3 separate regions of the Homo sapiens genome follow, and all the other regions are linked to region 1. The links are chromatin loops, found by intact Hi-C in ENCODE. Cell type or tissue: OCI-LY7. All regions are shown on one strand.

Region 1 (8,000 bases):
TGAAATATATATATTTTTTTCATAAAAAGGAGTGACATAGGCCAGGCATGGTGACTCATGCTGTAATCCCAGCACTTTGGGAGGCTGAGGTGGGGGGGATCACTTGATCCCAGGAGTTGGAGACCAGCCTAAGCAACATAGTAAGACCTTTGTTTCTGCAAAAAAAAAAAAAAAAAAATTAATTAGCTGGGTGTGGTGGGGTGTGTCTGTAATCCTAAGCTACTTGGAAGGGTCGCTTTAGTCCAGGAGTTCAAGATCAGCCTAGTTAATACAGTGAGATCCCATCTCTACCAAATATAAAAAGAGTAGCGAGGTGTCGTGGCACACAACTGTAGTCCCAGCTACTCAGGAGGCTGAGGAAGAAATATCACTAGAGCCCAGGAGTTTGAGACTGCAGTGAGCCATGATCACACCATTGCACTCCTCCAGCCTGGGTGGCAGAGCAAGACCCGGTCTCCAAAAAAAAAAAGTAAGGAATGAGATTCTGAAACAGGCTACAACATGAACAAACCTTGAAAACATGCTAAGTTGGTGAGCCAGACACAAAAGGACAGACATTATATGGTTCCACTTATATGAGGTACCTAGAATAGGCAAATTCACAGAGACACAAAGTAGAAGAGAGGTTTACCAGGGGTTGAGAAGTGGGGAGAATGGGGAGTTAGTGTTTAACGTGTGCAGAATTTCTGTTTAGAATGATGAACAAGTTCTGGAAATGGATAGCAGTGATGGTTGCACAATATTGCAAATATACTTAATGCCAGTGAATTGTACACTTAAAAATGGTTAAAAACTTTAACGATAAATGGTAAGTTTTATGTTGTATATACTTTATCTCAAATGTTAAACAAACATGGAAAATTAATATCTACAATTTGGGCATAAAACATGGAAAAATAATATCTACAATTTGGGCAGAAGTAGAACTTTAGAGATTTCCTAGAGCTAATTTCAAATGTACAGGTGATTTTGGCATAAAAACAGACATACAGACCAATGGAACAGAACAGAGAAACCAGAAAAGAACTGATTCCCAACGACGCTGACAAGAATACACAATGGAGAAGCACAGTGTCATCAATAAATAATATTTGGAAAACTTGATTTCCACAAGCATAAGAATGAAATCAAATCTTTATCTCACACTATCTATAAAAATGAATTCAAAATTGATTAGACTTCAATATAAGACCTGAAACAGCACAACTACGAGGAAAAAAAAAGTGCAAAAGCTTCTTGACACTAGTCTGGGCAATGATGTTTGGGTATGATACTAAAAGCACAGGCAACAAAAGCAAAAACAGGCAACTGAGATTGCATCAAACTAAAGAGCTTCTGCACAGCAAAGGAAACAATCAATAGAGTGAAAAGGCAACCTATGGAATGGGAGAAAATATTTGCAAACCACATATTTAATAAGCGGTTAATTCCCAAAGTATATAAGGAACTCCTACAACTCAACTGCGGAAAAAACCCAACCAATCAAATTAAAATATACGCAAATAACCTGAAGACATTTCTCGAAAGAAGACATACACAAGGCAAACAAACATATGAAAAGGTGCTCAACATCTTTCATCATCAGGGAGATGCACATTGAAACCACAAGGAGATATCACCTCATGCTTGTTAAAATGGCTTTTATCAAAAAGACAAAAGATAACAAGTGTCTGGCAAGAATGTGGTAAAAAGGGAAGCTTGGTACCCTGCTGGTGAAAATGTAATGTGTTACAGCCATAAATGAAAAAGAAAATGGAGGTTTCTCAAAAAATAAGAAATAGAACTCCACATAATCCAGCAATCCCACTGCTGGGTATATATCCAAAGCAGTTAAAATCAGTATGTTAAAGCAGTATCTGCACTCGCATGTACACTGCAGCATTATTCATAATAGCCAAGATATGGAAACAAACTAAGTGGCCTTCAGTGGATGAATAGATAAACAAATTATGTGTATATGAAATATTTAGCCTGCAAAAGAAGGAAATCCCATCACTGGCGGCAACATGGATGAATGTGGAAAATATTATGCTAAGTAAAATAAGCCAGGCACAGAAGGAAAATTCTGCATGATCCCACATGCAGACCAGCCTAGCTGAACTCACAGTTCAACTCACAGTAAAATGGTTGAACTCGCAGAGCAGAGAATACATTCGTGATTCCCAGAGACTGGTGCGTGGGGATATGGGGAGATGTTGGTCAAAGTCTCAGTTATACAAGTTGATTAAGTTCTGGAGAACTAGTGTGCAGCATTATGACCATAGTTAACAATACTGTATTGCATACTTGAAATTTGCCAAAAAAGGAGATCTTAAGTGTTTTTACCATGAAAAAAATATCTATTTAATATGTAAGGTGATGGATTAGCTTGATTGTAATGACTATCTCACAATGTGTATATTTATCAAAACATCAAGGTGTACACCTTAAGCATATTTTTTGTCAAAAATAAACAAAAAACCCGAGGGATGATTTACTAGTTTCTTTCCCCCCGCCAAACTCCAAAGTTTCAAAGAAGTCAGTCACATGCTAAAGCAGAGATTCCTAAACTGAGATATTTTCACTGCTGGGCAGCATCTTTTTAAACTTTTCAAAAGAATAGGTTCACGGCAGACTGAATGTCCCCAGTCTCTGTGTCCTAGCACTTCCTACAGCACCTAGCACACAGATGTACATTAAGTATTGCCGACTTATAAATGAACAAACTGACCTCTTAATACAAAACCACTCCCCAAATGAAGAATTCAAATTTATTATTCTAGCAGAAGGAAAAAAAAAAAAAACCACACACACACACACAAGTGTGTGCACAACCCTTGTCAAAGGTTATCTGGGCCACGGATTAACCTTTTATAGATAAACATAGATCTTATTGAACTTCTATCTCCTTTGGCTATTTCACCAATGACAGGAAGGGTCAGAGAAAAATAACTCTCAAAGTAATCAGTTCTATAAATTGTCAAGGTTTCTGACTGATCAATAAAAAATAACCATTGAAAATGCATCTTATATACTATTTGGGAGAGAAAATGACTCAGAAGGGGTTTAAAAGTAGAACTGAAAAATATATGTTTTATAAACTGTCCTTCTACATTGATATGCCATGGGACGGATGCTAATCAATGTAATCCCCCAGCCAAAGGCCCTGAATGACAAGGATGCTGCTATGACTTCCCTTCATAAGCTGCCTGCAGAGTCACTTACTACTAACTACATAGAAATAATCAGAAAATCAATCTTATGGTTTCTTGCACACACCTATTTCTGACCAGATGAAGAAACACCCAGCTTGATCACTCACACGTAGCTGTAAAAGACTTTTGTTTATTGCCCTAAATCAAATCCAACTACCCTCAATGGTGATTCATCACACACTGCAGATTTTCAACAGGATCTCTGAAGGCAATTCAAATGAGGCTTCTGCAAATGGTTCTAGCAATGGTAGGATTACTTCTTGGGATGGTGGGTGAAAAAAATCAGTCACATTACTTCAGTTATCCATGATACATATGGTATCCTGAGGCTGATGGCTCTTTGAAAACTCCCACAGCCCACTTTTTATTCTCCAAAGCCCATCATGGGGAGCAGATTCTTCACAAGTATCTGCTAACCAGTTGATCTCACTCCCTAAACTTCAAACATTCAGGAAACCAGAGTTCAGCTATAATCAGAGGCTAGATTGTCTGAGTTTACAGTAAGCTAGAGTGGGGGTAGAGTGTCAAGATCCCTTACTTGGTGAAGGCAGAAGTAGATTCAAATCCTGCCCCTAACTTGCAAGGTGATGTGATCAGGTCATTTGCCTCTCTGAGCCTCTATACCCTCACCCTCCCACCCAATCATGTTAGATGAAGTTAATACCTACATGAGCACTCAATAAATAGCTATTATTCATATTATTCAAAATGGAATAATTTTGATAGATGCTTACCTCTCTCAGAGTTGGCTTGCCAATGAAAAAGTCTGTGTTTTTGCTGCTTTTGGGTGGGTTGAACTTGGGATTCAGAAAAGCACATCCATTTGCGATAGCTTCCAGGGGAGCTGGGCCCTCGTAAGGGAACCCAAGTCCAACAAACAACTGTAAGACAGAAAACCACACAGCGTATGAACACATCAGGCAGGACCATCAGGCAGGACGGGCATTCCTAGCTTGCAGGCGGCGATTCTGTGGCCCATTCCCGTGTGGACACCTCACTTTGGAAGGCTCCCAGGCCCTGGGGGGTGGGGCAGAGAGAATTCAGCTTACACCAGGATCTGAAAAACTACGAACTTTTAAAGTCCCCACAAAGCTGCTCAACTCACTATGCTCTCCTCCACCAAGGAACTAAAAAATTAAGTGTCTAGGGGTATCCACGGGGTAGGGAGGATGGAGTATTAAAAGAAAAACAACCACCACCACCACCAAGACCCAACAATAATCCTTCTGTAACTCACCAGGAGACATGACTGGAAAAACACTTGCTTAACTACACAGAAGGTTTCTTCATTGAACCAAAGAAACAACAGGCCCTTTCAGGAATGCTGGGCGGAGGGACAGAAAGGTCACTTGGAGGTTTGATTGCAGTTCAAACGGAACTGCTTTAAAATGATGGTAGGTCAGTAAACACAGGTTTTCATAATGGGGTTTACACTGGGGACACCAACATCTTGGTGTTGATTTTCCCCTCAGAGGGGAGAGAGGGTGCTGTGTTGCTGAATCTGCAAGGCAGCTGCTTCCCTCTCCAGCAGGCAAACCATGTGCTTCCCCCAAGACAGACCATAGATGGCAGCAACAACTTGCTCTCAGTCCTCAGAGCAACCACAGCAGCTGGAAGCCACGATGACAAAGGGGACAAGCTGCAGTTCAGTGGTGCTGATTTCCTGGGTCCAAAAATGAAATAACTGCTCACAGAAATGCCTCGGCACGTACCATCACAGTGGGTGTACTTCACACTGCTGGAGCACTGCAGGTTGTTGATGGGCAGGGTCCAGGTCTGGGCTTGACGAAGCTGTGTCCTCTCTACCCACATAAAAGCCTGTTCTGTTTCAGCCCCCAGGGGCACATTAAGTGAGAAAAGATAACTGGGCCCCAGGGCGTCCTTACCTTCTGCCATCACAGAGCATCACCCAACCACAAGGCCAGGTGTTGAGAATGAAGGAGATGGCTCAACTAGATTTAGCTGCAAGCTTGGTTCTGTTTTTCCCTCGGTCTTTTCACAGCAATCCCCTCCTTCTCACCAGCTTTCCTCTCTTAGCAGCTGCTCTAATTGAATGATCGTTTAGAAAGGTTCAGCTGGAGGGTGCCAGGCCCAAGCTGCCGGGCTGCATGTGTCAGGCCAACCCTGAGCACAGCCCATGGGTGACATACTGGAGAACCAGGTAGCTCCTGAAGGAATTCTGGGGCACAGCACTAACATCTCAGGTTTTCTGGACCTATTTACTTTTGTTTTGAACAGAATAGGGTACTCAATCTTTTTGGTTTTTTGAAAGAATAAATTTTCGTTTCCTGAAAACTGCGTGATCACAATGCCAGAGATGTCCACAGGGCAGGGAGCTGGGAAGAAAAGAAGCTTTAGAGGCCAGCAGAGCCCCTAATGCTGGCTGGGTCATTTCCCCCTTGGGCAGCAGAACCACCAGAGATCACGGGTGGGGGTGATGGTGGTGAGGAAAACATGGTAGCCAGGAGCCTGGAAGCTGTAGGATAAAGGGAAAGCTCTACTACCATTAGGAAGCTCCTGCTCTGCATCTTACTCTTATTATACAGCTAACAGAAACGAGATTGTCAGAGAGAACTTCTAACTATAGGGTGTGGCCTGGACATGTGGCTCAGGGGTGGGGGAGATCTGACTGCTGCAGATGAAATGGAAGGAAACAGTGGGAATGTACTAGTCCCACGACATCCCAGCTTTATGGAATATGAAGAATCCAGGGTTGTTATCTACCAGACTTGTGATCTCTGATTTGCCCTCTCCTATCAGACTTTGGAGAGGATGTGCCGGCTCTCCAGTGGAAAACAAATGACCTCTGTCAGGCCGTGGTTGGGCATAAGATAGCACAGGGAGTCCAGATCTTTCTGACTGAGGAGAAAAGTGCCAGAAGACGCAGATCAGGATTTCTGCAGGTTTAGTCAGAGAACCCACAGTGCCTCCTGACCTCTGAAAATCAGGGCCTGCCATGAAGTGTGGATACCTTCATCAACTCTAAATTTCAAAGAACAGCTTTGGAGGAAATGCAAGCAGCACAATGTTTGTCTATTTAAATAGAAAATCTTGGGAAAAATTTAATTAGCTTCTTTAGATCAATCTGAATCCATTAATTAAAAGGATTTGAGGCTGTTGCTTAATGGACTTGAATGTGACCTAGGTTTAATTATATCTGAACAACAATATGAACCATCTCTTCTGCCCTGTGGGCACCAGAATATCTCAGTACACATAAAATAAAAACTTTATTAACTCTCCCAAAGCCTCATATGTTTAGAATGAAGCCTAAGCAAATACAACATAATTTCCTGGCAATGAGTTTTTCTGTCACACAATTAGGATTGTAGGAAATACATTACTTGGAAACACCAAAATAACAGTTTTTTGTCACTTCAGTCAATAAGCAATTTTTTTCTTGCTTCCTGTGTGCTTATTACCTGTGATATTACAATGGAGCAGATGTATTAAGGTCAAATAGCACATCTGAGGTTTGAATGAAAACACAACAGGCGGAGAGAGTTCATCACCACCAAACAGCACTCTGTAAACTTCCTTGCACTTATGGTCTTGCCACACATTGGCACCTTAACCACACTGAATTGCTTTTCCCCTAATCTCCTGCTATTCTGCCTACTTAACCGATTTCCTTAGCAAGGAGGCAAGAGACACTGCAAGAATGTACATAAGTGCCAAGGCTTAACTCTGCTGGAGAAAACTGGCCATATTTTACTTATACTTCACCTTGCCTTCAGAAGCCCAGAATCTAATGAGGATATTCCAGATGACAAAATATCTCCATGGCTGCAACTCCAGCTCCATCAATGAGTATTTCTACACAGAGGGATTGTGGGATCTAGGATTAAATTTCTGAACTAATGCTAAGCAGAGAGAACAGATGAGGCACCATACGTTTTCTTCACAGTATAGGATTGGGACGTTCCTACACATTCACAAAGGGTCCAGTAAAACCACCCAGATTTTTCCCACTCTGTGAAAGAAGAAACAATTGTTTTAAACTGCTAAGTGGAGTACTTAAAGAATCTTTAAACATGGATAAAGGGGGTTCTTATCCATGGGCTTGGTCAGTTTCACTCTTGATGGGGAACATTGAGGATAATCATAAATAGGAAACACACACACAACACATACTTTTCTGGCCAGTTTTAATTAGCGAAGTTGGCATGGTGACTCTAGAGGGAAACTGAGCAATGAATCACCCCCGGTTCATCAAATGAATTGATGAATCCATTATTGGCACAAAGTGCCCAGAACAATGTGGTAATTAACAGCGCAGGTTCTGGAGACAGATTAGGCTTCAAGGTCTAGCTCCATCATTTCCCAGGTCAGTCACTGTGACACACTGCTAGGTGCTTCTGTCTATGGATTAGTTAAGGCCCATTTATAATCTATTCTATTTATAGGACCTTAGTCCGGGTAACAAGCTTGCTAAACCTCAGAGTTTTCATGTGTAAAATGGGTAAAACAATAGTGCTTTATTTCATGGGGTTGCTGTGAGGATTACATGAGATAGTACATGGAAAGGATTCATTCCAAGTCTTGGCACTTAGTAAGTGCTGGATAATCAGTCACTCAAGTTCAAATCCATATGCAACTTCACACAGCTGCATATCATGGCCTTATATCATTTAGACGGAGTTTACGTGTGCAGGAGTTATGTTTGTGGGTTTTTACAAGATGTTCAGCACCTGCATGTATATTTATGAGTTCTCATTGTTTCATAAAGTATCTGCACTAAAAAACGGGGAGGGATATTCATCAGAAGAGAGAGATAAGAGATGATATGGTTTACAGTGACTGCCA
Region 2 (8,000 bases), 290 kb after region 1:
AAAGCTCTCTAGAAAGGAGAGCTTTGCGCTAGGCCGGGCACGGTGGGTCACGCCTGTAATCCCAGCACTTTGGGAGGCCGAGGCAGCTGGATCACCGGAGGTCAGGAGTTCGCGACCAGCCTGGCCAATATGGTGAAACCTCGTCTCTACTAAAAATTAAAAATTAGCCGGGTGTGGTGACGGGCGCCTGTAATCCCAGCTACTTGAGAGGTTGAGGCAGGAGAATCTCTTGAACCCGGAAAGCTGAGGCTGCAGTGAGCCGAGATCGCACCATTGCACTCCAGCCTGGGCAACAAGAGCAAAACTCCATCTTTAAAAAAAAAAAGACAGGAGAGCTTTGCTCTAATCTTTACTGCCAGATAAATCTGAGGATGCCCATCTCAGCCCTGAACAATAGCAACAAAAATAATTTATAGGAAAGCAGTGAGGACGGGGGGAGGAGGGTGAAAATTCATTCACCACAAATCTCAGATGCTTTGCCCTTCATGAAAAACTGTTCAGTGATTTTCTCGGTACAGACAAGGGAGTTCTGATGCAGCCGTAAGGCTTAGGATGTGCATGACACAGAGATTAACGCTGGGGAGTCTCTTGGAGTAAAAACCAAGTTGATCAGGTCCTGACAATAAACTGGGGGTGGGGGTCAGTTCAACGACCCAGCTTCCCACTCGCATCTCCTTAGAATGAGATACCTCTAACACTTTGGTCTGGGTATGTTTACAAGTGCGATGTTGCCATCCACCCGAACCCCACACACAACTGAGTTTGCCCCTTCCCAACGTCACAGACCCAGAAGTACTCATCTTCCCTAACTGGGCCGCCAGAGCCAGGTGCAGATAGCGGCGGCCGCCCGGGGCCAGGCCTGGCAGTCGGTCCCAGGAGGGCCGGGCCCTATACCAAATCCATCCACATCGCCCGGTTCCCGCAGCCCTGAGGAGCCAAGCACCCCCTCTGCGCTCCAAACGCCTCTGGACAATGCAAGCGCCACCCCCTTCCCTCTTCGGCTCTTCCGCGCGGCGGCTACAAAACCGCGGCTTTGTGTGTGACAGCAAGTGTATGCGCGAGCGTCCCTGGGCTCACACACCCCCTTGCACCCTGCCTGCTCGCCGCGCCAGGTCCGGGCACCAAGCGGGCGCACCGCGCGCGGGTCCACCAGGCTGAGAGCCGCGCTCCAGGCCTCTGGCCACCCCGCCACGGGGAGCAGGGGCTAACACCCACGCCCCCAATCCCGGCTGTGAGGGCAGCCGGGGAGAGCAGTGCGCGTAGCTCAACTGAGGCGAGGCAGGGGCCAGGGGCGCGAAAGAGCCACAGGCGAGAGCGGCGCCCACGTCTCCCTAGCCCCGCCGCCCCCAACTTTGCGAGCTGAGGGCCGGGAGTGGGCCGGGGCGGCTCACGACTCGGCAGGAAGTTCCCAGGGCCGCACTGAGCATGCTCTCGGGGAGTGTGTGCGCGGGTGTGGGCTCTGCGCTCCCTGCAGCCTCCCAGACCCGGCAGCAGGGCTGAGCGCGCCGGCGGGATCACGGACCCGCGGGCCGTCCCCTAACAGCCGGGGCGCCCCCGGGCCTCCTGGATCCTCTGGCCCGGAGCGCCAGCCCGCCGCATCCCTCCTCCCTAGGGGCTCGGGGCCAGCCTCCCTCCTTCTTCCTTCCTCCCCACTGGCCCCTGGCCGAGCCCGCCCAGTGCGCCTGGGTCCCGAGGACCCCGGCCCGGCCCGGCCCACGCCTGCGGCGTGACCCCCACCGGGCTCCTCCGCGGTCCGAGCGCCCATCTGCCATCCCCCGCCGCTCGCCTCCAGCCCGCGCAACCAGAGCTTCCTTTGGACTGTCCCTAGGAATGCCAACAAGCCCCCTCGTCACGGGGCGGGGGGGGTTCAGCCTCCCCTGGGAGGGGCTGCCCGGGGCAGGTGGGCTTCTCAAGGCGCGTCTCCCGGCTCCACTCCGGCGTCCTGCAGAGCGGCCGGGGCCGGGGCACCCACGCAGGCGGCAGAGGAGCGACGGAAGGAAGCCCCCGACCGCGCCGACCCCGGTGCGGGCTCTCCTCGCCCGCGCCTGGTTCCCCGTGCCCCCCGCGGTCCCCTCTGCGCGCATCACCCCGCGGGGATGACGAGCTCCCTCCGACGCGATCACCCGGATCCGGCAGCTCTTACCTCCTTGTTGGGCAGCAGCAGCAGCCGGGAGCACCCGCCGGCCGCCGTGCCCACGCGGCCCGAGGCGCGAGGTCGCGACGCCCCGAGCCTGCGGCGCGGCTACCTGGGCTGGATCGCGCCCGGGGCCGCCGCCGCGGGAGCCGCAGGGCCGCCGCCGAGCGGGCCGCGGCAGGGACGGTCTGCAAACTACCAGCCCTGGCGGGGCCGCGCGCGGCGCGTCCACACTCAGCCCCGAGACGCAGCAGAGGCGCTCCTGTGGGAGCTCAGTCGACCAGGGCGGGAGTCCGTCCTCAATTTCTGGCAACCTTCCCCTAGCCAACCTCACCAACTTCTCCCCGCTTCTGGGCTCGCGGCTCTAGAAGGCAGAAATTCCGGCCGGGGACGTTTGGCAAACTCCCCGCCCCCGGCCGCGCGCTCAGCCAATTCGGAACGCCCCAGCTTCTCAGGGGCCGTCGGCAAACTCTCAACCCTGTCTAGGAGGACTTCTCCCAGCCACTCTGTTCCGCAGCCCAAGGGGAGAGAAAGGAGCGAGCGGGACCTTCTGATCGCGGCCATAAATAATATCCTAACAAGGTCAGGGGCAGTGTGCAAATATTGATATGACGATGCATCCTCCGGAGTGGTGCAGTCCAAGCCCCAAAGGACAAGGGGCCTTCCAGCAGCGAAGCCCACTGATGGGGAGACTGTGGTCTCAACCATCTTAGAGGTGCAGGCAACTTTAACAAAACGCCCTGAGGCTCAGTTTCCTCTTTCGTAGAACGCATTACACAAAGCAGTAGGTATACTGCCATTTGGTTTTTGTGACCTTGGGCAAGCCACTTAACCATTTGAATTCATCTTTATGAGCATAACAAATGCTGCTTCATGAGGTTATTGTGAAGATGATATGAAATATATGTGAAATACTTAGGGATATGTGGCACTTATAAATGAAATCCATTCTTTCTTCTCTGCCCTGCTCCCACTCCCGGATTTTAGGAACACTCTGGACGAGCTAGCTGAAAACTGCACTGTTGTAAATTCACAAATAAAACACATCCCGTGCCCTGAAGGCACCACAAAGAACATTGACTGACATGAGAGATTAAATCCAACCAAGCCCCAGGAGAGAGAATGCCATACATTTACATCGATAAGCATTATAGTTTCTTGTTAAGTAGTATCTGGAATGGAGGAAGAGTGGGCTATTGAGCTAGTGGTAGAATCCACAAGACCATAACCCCAGCAATTTCCAGACCCCATAACCAGTCACTACATCCAGACCTCATAAGGATTCATGTTCAGTTTCCCCTCATCTGCCCTGCAGGACTTCACCCCTACTTCGTTGTCCTCTCTGGGGTCTTATTTCTTGGACTTAGCTCGCCCCCACCCTACTACGCACCCTCCCCACCAGAGGCATTTACAAACGAGGATCATGGAATTTTTAGACCCTAGGAATGATTCAGTCCCTTTCCTTCATTTTGTAAGTGAGCTCATAGCTGGTTGAGGTCTCCTGACCCCAGGACCTTTTAATAGGGCATATCCATAGCCTCTCCTGCACTGAGCAAGCTCTGGGCTTTGGGCACCTTATGTCAATCCTGTCTTCAAGTTTAGCTGGAGGAAATGGCTCTAGCACTTCCTGACCAGATAAGCCCCAAATTATCAGCCACTTGGCTCCTCAGCTGTTAGAAACTGTCGAGTCAAGATACTCAAAAACCACAGGGAAATCTGCAAGGCCAGGATGACTAAGAAAAGACCTTTTGGTGAAATCCCAGTAATGTTCTGAGGCACGTATTTCCCTCAGTCCCTTGAGAGAAAATAGTATCTTTAGCTCTCCCCAAGCACCAGGAGGGAAATAGAAGAATGGTGACATCTGGTGGCCGGGACTTGCTGTACTGGATACAGATCATGTAGATTCTAATCATAATAGATTGGATTTGAAGTCAAGTTCCCACGGGTGGTTAATAATGATACCACCTGGTTGCCTAGAGATTTCTGAAAGGCATCAATCATTTCAACTTTATGAACCCACTGCTATAGAGGATATTACAGATGGTTTTTGTTTCAGGATATTTTTTATAAAAAGTATATGTGTATATAGAGAAATTAAGTAAATTCGTTTGTATACACAAATATACATTTTCCATATTTGTATTACATAGTCTATTTATTTATATAAATCATATACTTGCCATGCGTTTAAGAAAAAGTAATACTATCTAAGTTGTTTTCCCCACAGTTAAGATTACAATTTTTATTATTAATTGCTAAAGGATACTGTTTATGGACATAAGGATGCTTATTAGGATGCAGCTGTATATTTCATCACATCCTCTCAAGAGACCGTTCATTACAAGCTTAGGAAGAAAATAACATAGCAGGATTTCAATAGTGAAAGCCCTGGCAGCTGATGGCCAAGGTCGTGCATTCCTGGTGAACAGAGATTCATTTTTAGCATTTTCACCACTTGCAAACAATGGGTGTCAGGTTAGAAAAAGAAAGATATTTAGGACTATTTCACAACAATGCAACAGTGTTTGTTGGTATTGCTAAGTCTACTCTAACTGTATTGCTTCATTTCTTTTCATTTGTCTGTCACATATATAGTACTTTAAATAATTGCTCAATTATAAGCATAGTAAACACAGCTTTTTACATATAATCAAGTATAGTCAGCCCTCCATATCTGCGGATTTCGATCTGTGATTGATTGAATCTGAGGATTTAGGATCCTCCAAATCCATGCTTACAGAGGGCCAACTATATATTGTTTCTCAGCATCTCTTACTAAGCTGTATGTGAATTACATTTTAACAATTCATGGAGTAGATTTTACTATACGTATTTCATAGAAAAAGAAGCCAAGACTTAGTAAAGGTAAGTAATATACTTACAGATAGGCACTGTTGATAAGGATCACAGCCAGGATTGAATCCAAAGTTTGCCTGACTCCAAAGCCCAGAACCTTTCTATTACACCATGCTTCTCACCCCAGATAACCAGGAAGAAAGGAAGATCCATGCAGAAAGTACTGTGAATAATACAGTAAATATTAAAGGGGATATTTAAGGTACCCTACATAGACCAGGTTTCTTGACCTATTCAAATTGCATGAAAATTATAGCAACAAAATAACAATTATGTATGTAAACCTTATAAAGCTGAGACCCATGTGGTTCAGTCTTGGAACTGGTGTCTGTGAAATAAACAAATGAAATTGTTTTTCTGCCCTGGACCTGAGCTCTAATGGCTTGAGGAATTATCCACTATGTAATCTTGGTACAAGGTAAAACCTCTGATGGTAAAGGTGCTGACCAAATTTTTAGGGCAGCATTGCTAGTGGTAGTGCCCAGTGGCTGATGCCATAATGTGGATGATGTAAGCTGTGATGCCTGGCAGATAGTGATCCAGGTGACAGCATCTTCACCTTGCCAGATTTTAGGAGTTCTTTCTACGTGCATTCCTCTGGCCTCCGTCTTCTTCTTCTTTCTTCTTTCCTCTTTTTTTGAGACAGATTCTCACTCTTTTGCCCAGGCTGGAGTGCAGTGGCATGATCACAGCTCACTGGCAGCCTCGACCTTCTAGGCTCAAGTGATCCTCCCACCTCAGCCTCCCAAGTAGCTGGGACTACAGGTGCAGGCCATCATACCCAGCTAACTTTTTAATTATTTTACAGAGATGGGGGTCTCTCTATTTTGCCTAGGCTGGTCTTGAACCCCTGGGCTCAAGTGATCTTCCTTAATTAGTCACAGTAACTTTCTGTTGCTTGTGGTTAAGTAGCCTGACTGATACAGACATTTGAATTAACAGGCGTAGACCCTAAGGGAAATAGATGAAATCAGGGATAGGTTATCTAGTCTGATTAAGGTTGAGGGTTGAAAACTTGGCTTCTTTAAAGGTCTTTGATGCAGGCAGCCTGTGGTATACAGTGGCAAAAGTTTGTTATCAACTGTATACATCTACAATGAAGTACCCATTGAAATCAAACTTTTGGGTAACCAAGTGACAACTGAGCAATAAGACTTAGGAATAGGCTGGGTGCGGTGACTCACACCTGTAATCCCAGCACTTTGGGAGGCCGAGGCGGGCGGATCACAAGGTCAGGAAATTGAGAACATCCTGGCTAACATGGTGAAACCCCATCTCTACTAAAAATACAAAACATTAGCCGGGCATGGTGGCAGGCGCCTGTAGTCCCAGCTATTTGGGAGGCTGAGACAGGAGAATGGCATGAACCTGGGAGGCGGAGCTTGCAGTGAGCCGAGATCAGGCCACTGCATTCCAGAACAAGACTCTGTCTCAAAAAAAAAAAAAACAAACAACAACAAAAAAACACTTAGGAAAAAGACTCTCACAATAAGACTGTGAGAGTAAGGTGGTTGTTTTTTATGGAGCTGAATAGCTTTTTTTTTTTTTTTGAGACAGTCTTGCTCTGTCACCCAGGTTGGAGTGCAGTGACGTGCTCTCGGCTCACTGCAACCTCTGCCTCCTGGGTTCAAGCAATTCTCCTGCCTCAGCCTCCTGAGTAGCTGGGACTACAGGTGCATGCCACCATGCCTGGCTAATTTTTTGTATTTTTAATAGAGACAGAGTTTCACCATGTTAGCCAGGATAGTCTCCATCTCCCGACCTCGTGATCCACCCGCCTTGGCCTCCCAAAGTGCTGGGATTACAGGCATGAGCCACTGCACCCAGCCTGAACAGCTTTAAAAAAGAGAATTATGAGCTGAAACTCTTACATTCTCAGCTCAAGGTACCTATAAACCAGGGCTTTTCTATGACTTCTGAAACAGACAAGCAGAAAACCTTTTGATTTTTAGCAGGTGGAGGCCAAAATAAGTGAAAAAAAAACTCAACTATTAATCGTTTGGATTGCTGAATTACAAAGTCACTTGCATTCATAGCCTAACCACTCTCTTATTTGAAACCAAAAGCATTGATTAGAACTCATTAGGACCCTGAGGATTGCATGGAGTTACATAGGACAATTTAGATGACTTAATTTGATGTACTCCACACCCCTCAGGCCTTATGTTGGCTTCCTTTGCCAAATAAAGGCAGTCATGAGGTTCTTGTTGCTTTGACTGAGATCCTCTAATGACCTGGCTTGAGGGTGTTGCCTTGAAACTTTATGCCCTGTGCCAAATACTCCTCATTTTCTCTCACTAGAAAGCCCAGCACACCTCAAAAGGCCAATTGGAAAGGCAAACTCTGAAGGAAAAGACTTACCCATCACAGGAGGTGTGAGATTCTGCTAATTTATAAAAGCAAAAATCTGGGGAATACATGTGGAGAGAAATTCTGAGAATGCTAGACCAAGGAAGGAAGAACATAGCCTTAGATGAGGCTGAATGTATTGATATGGAGGCATTAGCAAAGTTCTAGACTCAATGTGTTCACTTGGGCAGTTGGGAGTAGTATTAATCATCTGCTTTGTTGGCTGCTGAAATCTAGACTTATGAGGACTGGTGTAAACAATAATGCTAGTTGGCATACACGTAACCCCTACTAAGTGCCAAGCACTTTTCAAAGTGCTGTCATACATCAAATTATCTAATCATAATAATAAACCTATGAGACAGGTAGTATCATCCTCATTTATAAAAGGGAAAACTGAGGCATATATAGGTTAAACAACTTTCCACATGCAGCTTGTAAGTGGTACAGCTGGGATTCAAATCAGATACCTGGTTCCAGAGTCTGAGCTTTTTAGGTCTATGCTAAGTTATATTTATGAAAGTGAGATGCCAGGGATACCTTGCTATGTGGAGGGAGAATTCAAGAATTTAAGAAAATGCTCTAATAGATGTATCAAGTGTTACCTACTTATCTACCTCAATGCTATGTTCTCTAAAATGCCCCAGAAGAAACATATTCA
Region 3 (8,000 bases), 150 kb after region 1:
TTCAATACAACTGTACAAATAATTTCTATAGTTTAATAAAAATAGAAAAATATTACTCCAAATTCTAGTATATTTTAATATTTCATTGCGTCTTATAGTTATTATAGCCATAAAATGCGTCCTCAACAAGATTATCATTTTCAATTACTAATGAGCTTTTAAAATTTTGTTTGTGCTTCAAAGCCTTTGCAATAAAAATTTAATCCCAACATTACTACTGCAATTCTGCATTCCTAAAACTTACTGTACATGATGAAGACGAGATCAAAGTAGTTGAAAAACATTTAAAATGTCTCTCTGGGGAAAGCAGGCTTTGGTTTCTATCATGCCAGCATTCTTTGATAAATGGTAAGGTCGATTAAACTGCATTGGAACAGGTTATTTGACAGCTTCTGTTAAGTTTTCATTTCCAGGAAGCCATGGTATTGATGGGTAAGAAGTGATTGGAAGGGCCTGACAGACACATCCTTGAGCAGACAGCCAAGGAGCTATAACTGCAAGTCACACTTTTCTCCATCTCTGGAATTCAAGGAGATGGGATCTCAGTAAAAAGGAGGGCCCTGCTGGTGGAATAAGGTTTATAGATCTATCAGCTAATGCTGTGAGACTGGGTGGTAAACCTTCATTTCCCAGATCATCAAAATCAATCCGTATTTGAGGAATTATCAAAAATGGCCATGCTTGGGAGCTATGCTGTCCACCACCCCATTTTTCCTGGAACATGCTTCTAAAGCAGTGGTTCTTAGCCCTGCTGTGCATCAGACTCACTTTGTGCAGTCAGTTACCAGGTTGCATCTTCAACACACTAAATCCGGATCTGCAGAGTCCGTCAAGGATTAGGGCACAGCCAAGGTTGAGATCTACTGTGAAGGTACGGCCGCCATGATACTATGGCACAGAACCAACTACGCAATGAGCAAGGTCTTACATCTGAAATGCCAAAAATTATTTACATCTGTGCCTGCTCATGAATCAAATCCCTTTCACCATGGCTGCCCGAGAGGCAGAGCATGAACAACAGAGCCACAGAGCAGCTTCACTTGCTGCTCTGGAGAAACTGGCAAAGACAGGGCGTTAATGAGAAAGGAAGGTGCTATTGAAAAAAGAATTAACCTCAACCTCTTATTTCCATTGACTGTCAGGAATGTCAAGTTTCATCAATTATATATTTTTAAATTAATTTTAGAGTGATCTTTCCACAGAAAGATAATAGAGTTACAGTAATGACCCAAATACAGTCCATTTATTATGTACAAGGACATTCAAAGCAGTGTTATTTATAAAATAGCGTTATTACAGATAAGAACTGGAAATTACCCAAACACAAAATAAAAAGATTAAATTACATTATGTCAGCCATTCATAAGATAGAATAAATCACTAGACTGTAAACTTAGGGAGGGCAGAGACCAAGTCTGCTTGTCATCTCTGTTTACAGCCACTAGCTATTAATATCAGGAGTTCAATAAATATTTGTTAAGTGGATGGATAAAAAACGAAAAGTATACAGTCATCAAAAATACTTAATGGCTGGCCGGGTGCGGTGGCTCATGCCTGTAATCCCAGCACTTTGGGAGGCCGAGGGGGACCGATCACCTGAGGTCGGGAGTTTGAGACCAGCCTGACCAACATGGAGAAACCCCGTCTCTACTAAAAATACAAAATTAACTGGGCATGGTGGCACATGCCTGTAATCCCAGCTACTAAGGAGGCTGAGGCAGGAGAATCGCTTGAACCTGGGAGGCGGAGATTGCGGCGAGCCGAGATCGTGCCATTGCACTTCAGCCTGGGCAACAAGAGTGAAACTCCATCTCAAAAAAAAAAAAAAAAAAAAAACCTAATGGCATAAGGAAATGCAGTATCTTAATTTTTAAAAAAGCATATATTCATGTACATATATACACATATACACACATGTACGTATCACTTTTTTTTTTTAAAGAACTAAAGGGAAATCAATTTTATCTGGTAAGATCTGCATTTAGAGGTAAAGAGTGTATTTATTCTTTATTCTTCTCCATACTTCCTCATATGCTTTAATTTTACATAAAAATTCACATTATTTTCAAAGTCACAAAGGCATTAAGTGTTATTTTAAATATATATACATAGTACAATGAATTGTACTCTTAAGAATCAAAGATAGTGCCACCAGTACCCTAAAGTCATGTAAGGCAATACCCACCAGAAACATCTTAGTGACCCTTACTGCCTTATCTCATTTGAATTTTAAAGCCACATGTTAGATAATTTGCCTGCTCCTGAACTGACAAAAAGGTGGCTTCCACCCTGCAGTTGTCCCAGTCAGCAGATTCTGGACAGAAAAGGGCATAAAACAATTATCACCAAAGTCAAAGAGCAGCTCAGATGCTCAGCAACACTGACTAGCCTTCTCTTCTGGGTTAGAACTACAGATTTAAGCTTTCACCAGAACTTGTGCCCAGAAGCGAATGTTTTTCCTAAGGTGTTGCAGAGGGTGTCATTACTATTGAGGAAGTTTCCATGCATCGAAATCTGGTAAAAGATCCTTTCTAGGCCTGTTGATGATATTAAGTGCTTTATGGAACCTGAATAGAGTTCTTAAGCTATTCTTTGAATTTTCCTAACATGTAGCCAGCTGCAGGGAATAGGAACCAAGAATTTTAGCCTTTTTTATAGAAAAGATAAGGAATCAGAGAAGTGCTGAGAGGTCAAGCCTATTGTTATCCATTGTCCCCCACCTGATGCCAGGGCCCGCACCTTCTTGGAAAGGGTGGCCTCGCACACTACTGCTTCCTGCTTGCTGTACCATGCCAGAAACACCACCACCACCAATGCCCTGGTTAGATCCAAAGGTGAACTTGGCCATACCCAGCTTATCTTACAGCCCACAGAAGAAAACTGTATCTTTTGAACAGGGCAATGACAACCACATCTCCTAGTTTAGTAGGGTGGTGGCAAGCCTGACCTCTTCTGAAACAGAGCATATTTCCTCTCATGTCTGGTCAGGCTCTACCCCTGTAAATGCTAAGAATAGCTACATAAACAGGTTGCTGAAGCCCTGTGTTCAAACAAATGAACAACGTCAGATCTACATGAACAGTTATGCCTGGGTGGTAACAGATGCAGGTACATTCAAGCCAGAGTTAGTGATTACTAATAGGAATGAATGCATTTTAATTAAGCGCTGGTTGGGCACAGTGGCTCACACCTGTAATCCCAGCACTTTGGAAGGCTGAGGTGGGAGGATCGCTTGAGGCCAGGAGTTTGAGACCAGCCTGGGCAATACAGTGAGATTCCATCTTTAGAAAAAAAACTTTTGTTTTAAATTAGCCTAGTGTGGTGGCACATGCCTATAGTCCCAGCTACTCTGGAGGCTGAGATGGGAGGATCACTTGAGGCCAGGAGTTTGAGACCAGCCTGGGCAATACAGTGAGACTCCATCTTCAGAAAAAAACTTTTGTTTTAAATTAGCCTAGTGTGGTGGCACATGCCTATAGTCCCAGCTACTCTGGAGGCTGAGGTGGGCATAAGGCTTGAGTCTGGGAGGGGGAGGTTGCTAGAGCCTGATCACACTACTGTACTTCAGCCTTGGTGACAGAGCAAGACTCTATCTCCAAAACAAAACAAAACAAAATAAAACAAAAACAACACCAAAAAAAAAGAACAAGAATAATCTAAATTAATCTAAGTGCCTTAATAAACTTTGTCATTTGTAATCCTTACAACAAGCCTATGAGGTTAAATGATATTATATTGTCTGTTTTACAAAAGAGGAAGTAAGCTTTAAGATGATCGGTGACTTGTTCAAGGTCACACATCAGTAAGGAACACAATGTGTTCCATCCGCCCAACAGAAACACTAACTACCTTCCAGAATAAACAATGGTTCCCATGTTAGGATCATGCATAAGAGCTACTTGGAGCCTCTTAGATGCAGAGCCCATAGGGAATTTCTTCTCATTTCCTGCTTCACTAAAAACATTACTGTGATTTTCAAATGAGTCCCAGCTGTAACTGTACCACACAGAGCATCACAGAGTTTCACCAGGGGCTGCTGCTATTCATTCATGGCTCTTACTATGTGCCAGGCAAAAGGTACTAAGCTCTGGGGCACAGTGGGGAACAAAACAGACCAAAGTCCCTCCTCTTTCAGAACTTACATTGTAAGTGGGAGAGACACATGATCAGCTCATACAACAAATACTTGATGCTAAGTAGCTTGAGTGTTATAAAGAATGAGAGTAACAGTGGGTTTGGGCCCTCCTGTGAAGGAGGGAAGGCTAACTTCTCTGAAACAGAATGGAATGCGCATGGCTGTGTTCTAACCAACTTTATTTACAAACAAAGAAGGAAGAGAGGAAGGGGTGGGGGAGAGCAAATGCAGACGCTCAAAGACAGGCGAATGCTCAGCCACCACCCAACAGTCTTGTCCTAGAAGAGAGCCACCATGCCTTAGTAGACTTGAGGGGGTGCGGAGCTTTTTAGGGTGTCCACAGCAGCAAGAGGTCTGCTCAAGCACTTCTGACAGCAAAAGAGCACCAGGACACAGCTGGGAAGAAGCAGAGGGTCATAGAGAGCTATGACCATCAGGTAAGACAAGGGACATTCTAAGCCTCATCGTTTGAACATGGCAATGACAATCACATTGAGATTGAGACTCCAACCTCACACATGTGCGTGCAATCCCTCCTCAATCCAGACTTGAAGTAGTGGTGCTGCATGAAAGAAAGGGTCTTAATGACTGAGGGGTAGAAGAATGAGCCCCTTATTCTGAGTTTACTCCTCCTGTCTAAAACATTTCTGAGGTCTTCCTCAGACCTTTTGACTGGCCTGGGCGTGCTTGTGAACTTGGCCTGGCTTTGATGAGGATACTGGGCAGGCTGGACTCTACCACAGGATGGCTGGAAAAGTCCCAAGCCACAGAGAGGCCCATTTTTAGGTTCCAAGCTTTTTAAAGCAGAAAGCCCTTTCTTTAATCACACCAGCCACGTCACCATACAGTAACTAAAAGCCTTCTCAGACACACTGAACAGCCCAGCTATTTTTTTCCCTACCATTTTCACTTCAAGAACAGTGTATTTCCCTCAAGGGCAGGGGATTTCTACTTTGGCAACAGTGGTTTTCCACATTATCCCACAACAGTCCCAGCCCTCAAAAAAAAAAAAAAAAGAAAAAGAAAAAAGAAACCATTCCTATTCCTTGACCATATTTCCCTATTTGTAGGAAGAGAGACACAAAAAAAAAGTGGAAAAACAAAACAAACTAAAAAACCCTTTACATGCTTGCATCTTTAATGAAATCCAACCTGTTTTTGTTCCTTTTTCACAAGAGAGGTGGAAGGAAACACTTGCAAAAGCTCTCATTCGAATCTCAGAACGTTATCTGGATCTGCAACACAGGGCAGCTGCTAACCTTTCAGAGCAATCTTCGGCAGCCCTAAATGGTATTAACATCTTAGACATAGCATCCCAAGCCAATGAGGGCCAATCGGAAGTCCAAAGCAGTTACCTCTCCACTGCCCCCAACCAGCAACCAAAAGCCCTATGCTGGTTCTCCAACCGGCGTGTGTGCCTCCTTAAGGAAAAAACTTCCTTCCTCCCATAGAGAAAGCAGTGAACTATAGGGTGAGGTCAACATCTGGTTTCTGCATAAGAACATCCATATTGATACCAGAAGTCATAGCCTACAGGGCTCTGCATAAGCTGCCGGCTTCTCACTGCCTCAACACCTTCCATGCCACTGCTTGCTTGCTTCGTTCTAGCTACAGTGGCCTCCCTTCTACCCTGGAGTAGGCCTTAGGACCTAGCATACGCCGTGCCTTCTCCTTGGCATGCTCTGCCTCCACCTCTCTCTTTCCACTGTACCTGGCTGCTCCGTGTGTCATTCTGGTTAAAAGATACCTCCAGAGAGGTGACCTTCTAGTGCAAAGTAGCCCCTCAGATATTTTAAACCCTATCACCATTTTTCTTCCTGGAATGTACTGCTATCTGACTTTCTCTTGCTTATTATTTCTCCCTTCCAAAGATAACAAAGCATCTATGAGAGCAGGGCCTTTGTCCATCTGTTTCTCACTGTATGCACAAAATGTGGGGGATATTCCAGCCAATGACAGACATTTCCTGAAGGACCAGGCTTGAAAGACAGAAGCCAAAGGGCCAGTCCAGGACTAAAAAGCTCAGGGAACCAGGAGACAGGCAGAACGTAGGGAAGAACAGGCACACAGAACCTGGAGGTCAAGGAGGAAACAGGCAGCAGGCAAAGTGGGATGGGGGTCGGCAGAGAGAAGCTGGGAGCCCACAGCTGCTTGAGCCTGAGCTGGCAGCTTTTCTAGGACAGTACCCCAGCCCAGAGAAGCCAGGGTTAACAACGTGTGGATGGACCATAAGGGGAAATGTCACCTTGCCTCAGATTTCCATTACTGTTCATTAGAGAACACAAGTGGACCGGGTTTGTCCTGTTAGATAAGAGGTGATCACTAGGGATCAGAATTTGGGTCAGGCTGCTGGAGACAGAGATCAATTCACCTCAGAAACAAGAATAGCATTGACTCGGGTGAGTGGCACCATCCATGACACAATTCCCGAGACGTCACTGGCAGGCATGGCCCCTGCCACACTGGCTGGGAGATGCAGATGGGGCTGACCTGCAGAGGGCTCTGGCTCTACACTTGCCTGGGAGGCAAAAGCCAACACACTCCTCTCTGGACTGACAGAGTTAATACACAGAAAAGCCCTCCACACTCCAAGAACAAACGCACTGAATGTTCCACACGGGCTGCCCGGGAGTTCTGAGTATCACTTTGGAGTTGCCAAATCCCAAAGAAGTTCAGAAGTCTCTTTTCAAATCACCAAAACAAGGATGGGTTGGGGAAGGGAAGATACTCTTCAAGTTCTATTATTGTTTGAGTACTAGTCACAAGTCACACTAACAGCCAACAACAAGCACACAATGTCAGGCACCTGACACACAGCACTTTGCTCATGTCTCACAGTCCTTGGTGAGAGGCACTGACACCCCACTTTAAAGCAGTTTTGTGCTTCTAGGGCCTAAGCCATGCAGACAGGATGTGGCAAAGACAAACCAGTTGGCTCCAAACCCATGCTCCTAACCACTACAACTCTCGACCTGCCACTTAGAAGAAGCATTTTCAGAGGGCAGAGAAATGCTACATTTTATGTGTGCACCTTATGAAGATGTCGTGAGCGAATCCAAACACAGGCGTGAAAGAGACTTGGGACACACACACACACACAAAATCCAGTAGAGAGAGAGACTCACCCAGAGACTATCTAGGTCAGAGACTGATAAACATTTTTGGTAAAGAACCAGACAGTAAATATTTAGGCTTTGCAGTCTGTATGACAACTACTCAACTCTGCCACTATAGTGCAAAAGCAGCCATAGACAGCATATAATTAAATGGGCATGGCTTTCTTTACAAACACAGGTACCAAGGAAGACTTGGCCCGTAGGCCATGGTTTGCTGACTCTGCCTTAGACCATGGGAGTCCTGGGAAATAGTTGAATCAATAAGGAACTTGATCAGATGAGTATTTAGAATAACCATGGTGACTGCTGATTGATGGATTCAGAATGTTTCAGATGTTTTATGAAATAAATACTGGAATTACCGTGTTTATCTGTTATTGCATTTGTTACAAACAAATGGGAGTGGAGGTGTTCCAATAAAACTATTTACACAATCAAAGGTCCTGAATTTGGCGCATAGGTCATAGTTCACCGAGCCCTGCTGCCTTGGAATCTCTAACCAGAAATTCTAATAAATCAGCAATCATCTAAAATCAGCTACTACAATCCCTCAAATACCTACTGTATACCCATTTATCCTAAAAGCCTCTGATTATACCAATATGGGGATGAGATAAAGAAGGAATTTTTTTCTTCTTTTTGCTGGATTCATTTAAACCAGACACAAATCCTAGCCATACAGGATCAACTCTTCACTCTCAAAGCAGATGTGTAGGCAATGCACTGCACATAGGCTGCATTTATGGCAA

What was found. Hi-C counts contacts between places; a loop is a spot of excess contacts. Peaks named below come from ENCODE experiments on the same cell type or tissue, not always from the same donor. Only the 100,000 strongest peaks of a DNase experiment are listed, where the experiment ranks them.
Region 2: it touches region 1 in a loop (11-fold over the local background); 102 of 110 quality-filtered maps call a loop at or near these places.
Region 3: a loop joins it to region 1, with 6 times the contacts of the local background. A loop is called at or near these places in 16 of 110 quality-filtered maps.

What each region holds. Positions count from the first base shown.
Region 1 is chr2:134,408,944-134,416,943 of GRCh38, reverse strand. MGAT5 (alpha-1,6-mannosylglycoprotein 6-beta-N-acetylglucosaminyltransferase) reads right to left here. Exons shown (of 16, transcript NM_002410.5): 12 at 3,929-4,075. Among named protein-coding and RNA genes, the nearest start is that of MGAT5, 160 kb to the right of the region's middle. In OCI-LY7, CTCF peaks have their summits at 4,537 and 4,738; DNase peaks (open chromatin) are centred at 4,823, 5,123 and 5,783; H3K4me3 peaks cover 2,836 bases; H3K27ac peaks cover 4,795 bases.
Region 2 is chr2:134,114,435-134,122,434 of GRCh38, reverse strand. It overlaps a transcript of MGAT5 not described here. Among named protein-coding and RNA genes, the nearest start is that of MIR3679, 8.7 kb to the left of the region's middle. RefSeq lists silencers at 1,070-1,219, 1,470-1,679, 1,910-1,979, 2,030-2,189, 2,210-2,309. In OCI-LY7, CTCF peaks have their summits at 3,777 and 3,984 (motif pointing left); DNase peaks (open chromatin) are centred at 1,434, 2,584, 2,874, 3,984 and 1 weaker place; H3K4me3 peaks cover 3,693 bases; H3K27ac peaks cover 2,308 bases.
Region 3 is chr2:134,257,854-134,265,853 of GRCh38, reverse strand. All of the region lies in intron 1 of MGAT5 (alpha-1,6-mannosylglycoprotein 6-beta-N-acetylglucosaminyltransferase), which reads right to left. Among named protein-coding and RNA genes, the nearest start is that of MGAT5, 7.8 kb to the right of the region's middle. RefSeq lists enhancers at 4,094-4,143, 6,618-6,747. In OCI-LY7, a CTCF peak has its summit at 6,601 (motif pointing right); DNase peaks (open chromatin) are centred at 3,013, 3,803, 5,363 and 7,043; H3K4me3 peaks cover 4,087 bases; H3K27ac peaks cover 6,067 bases.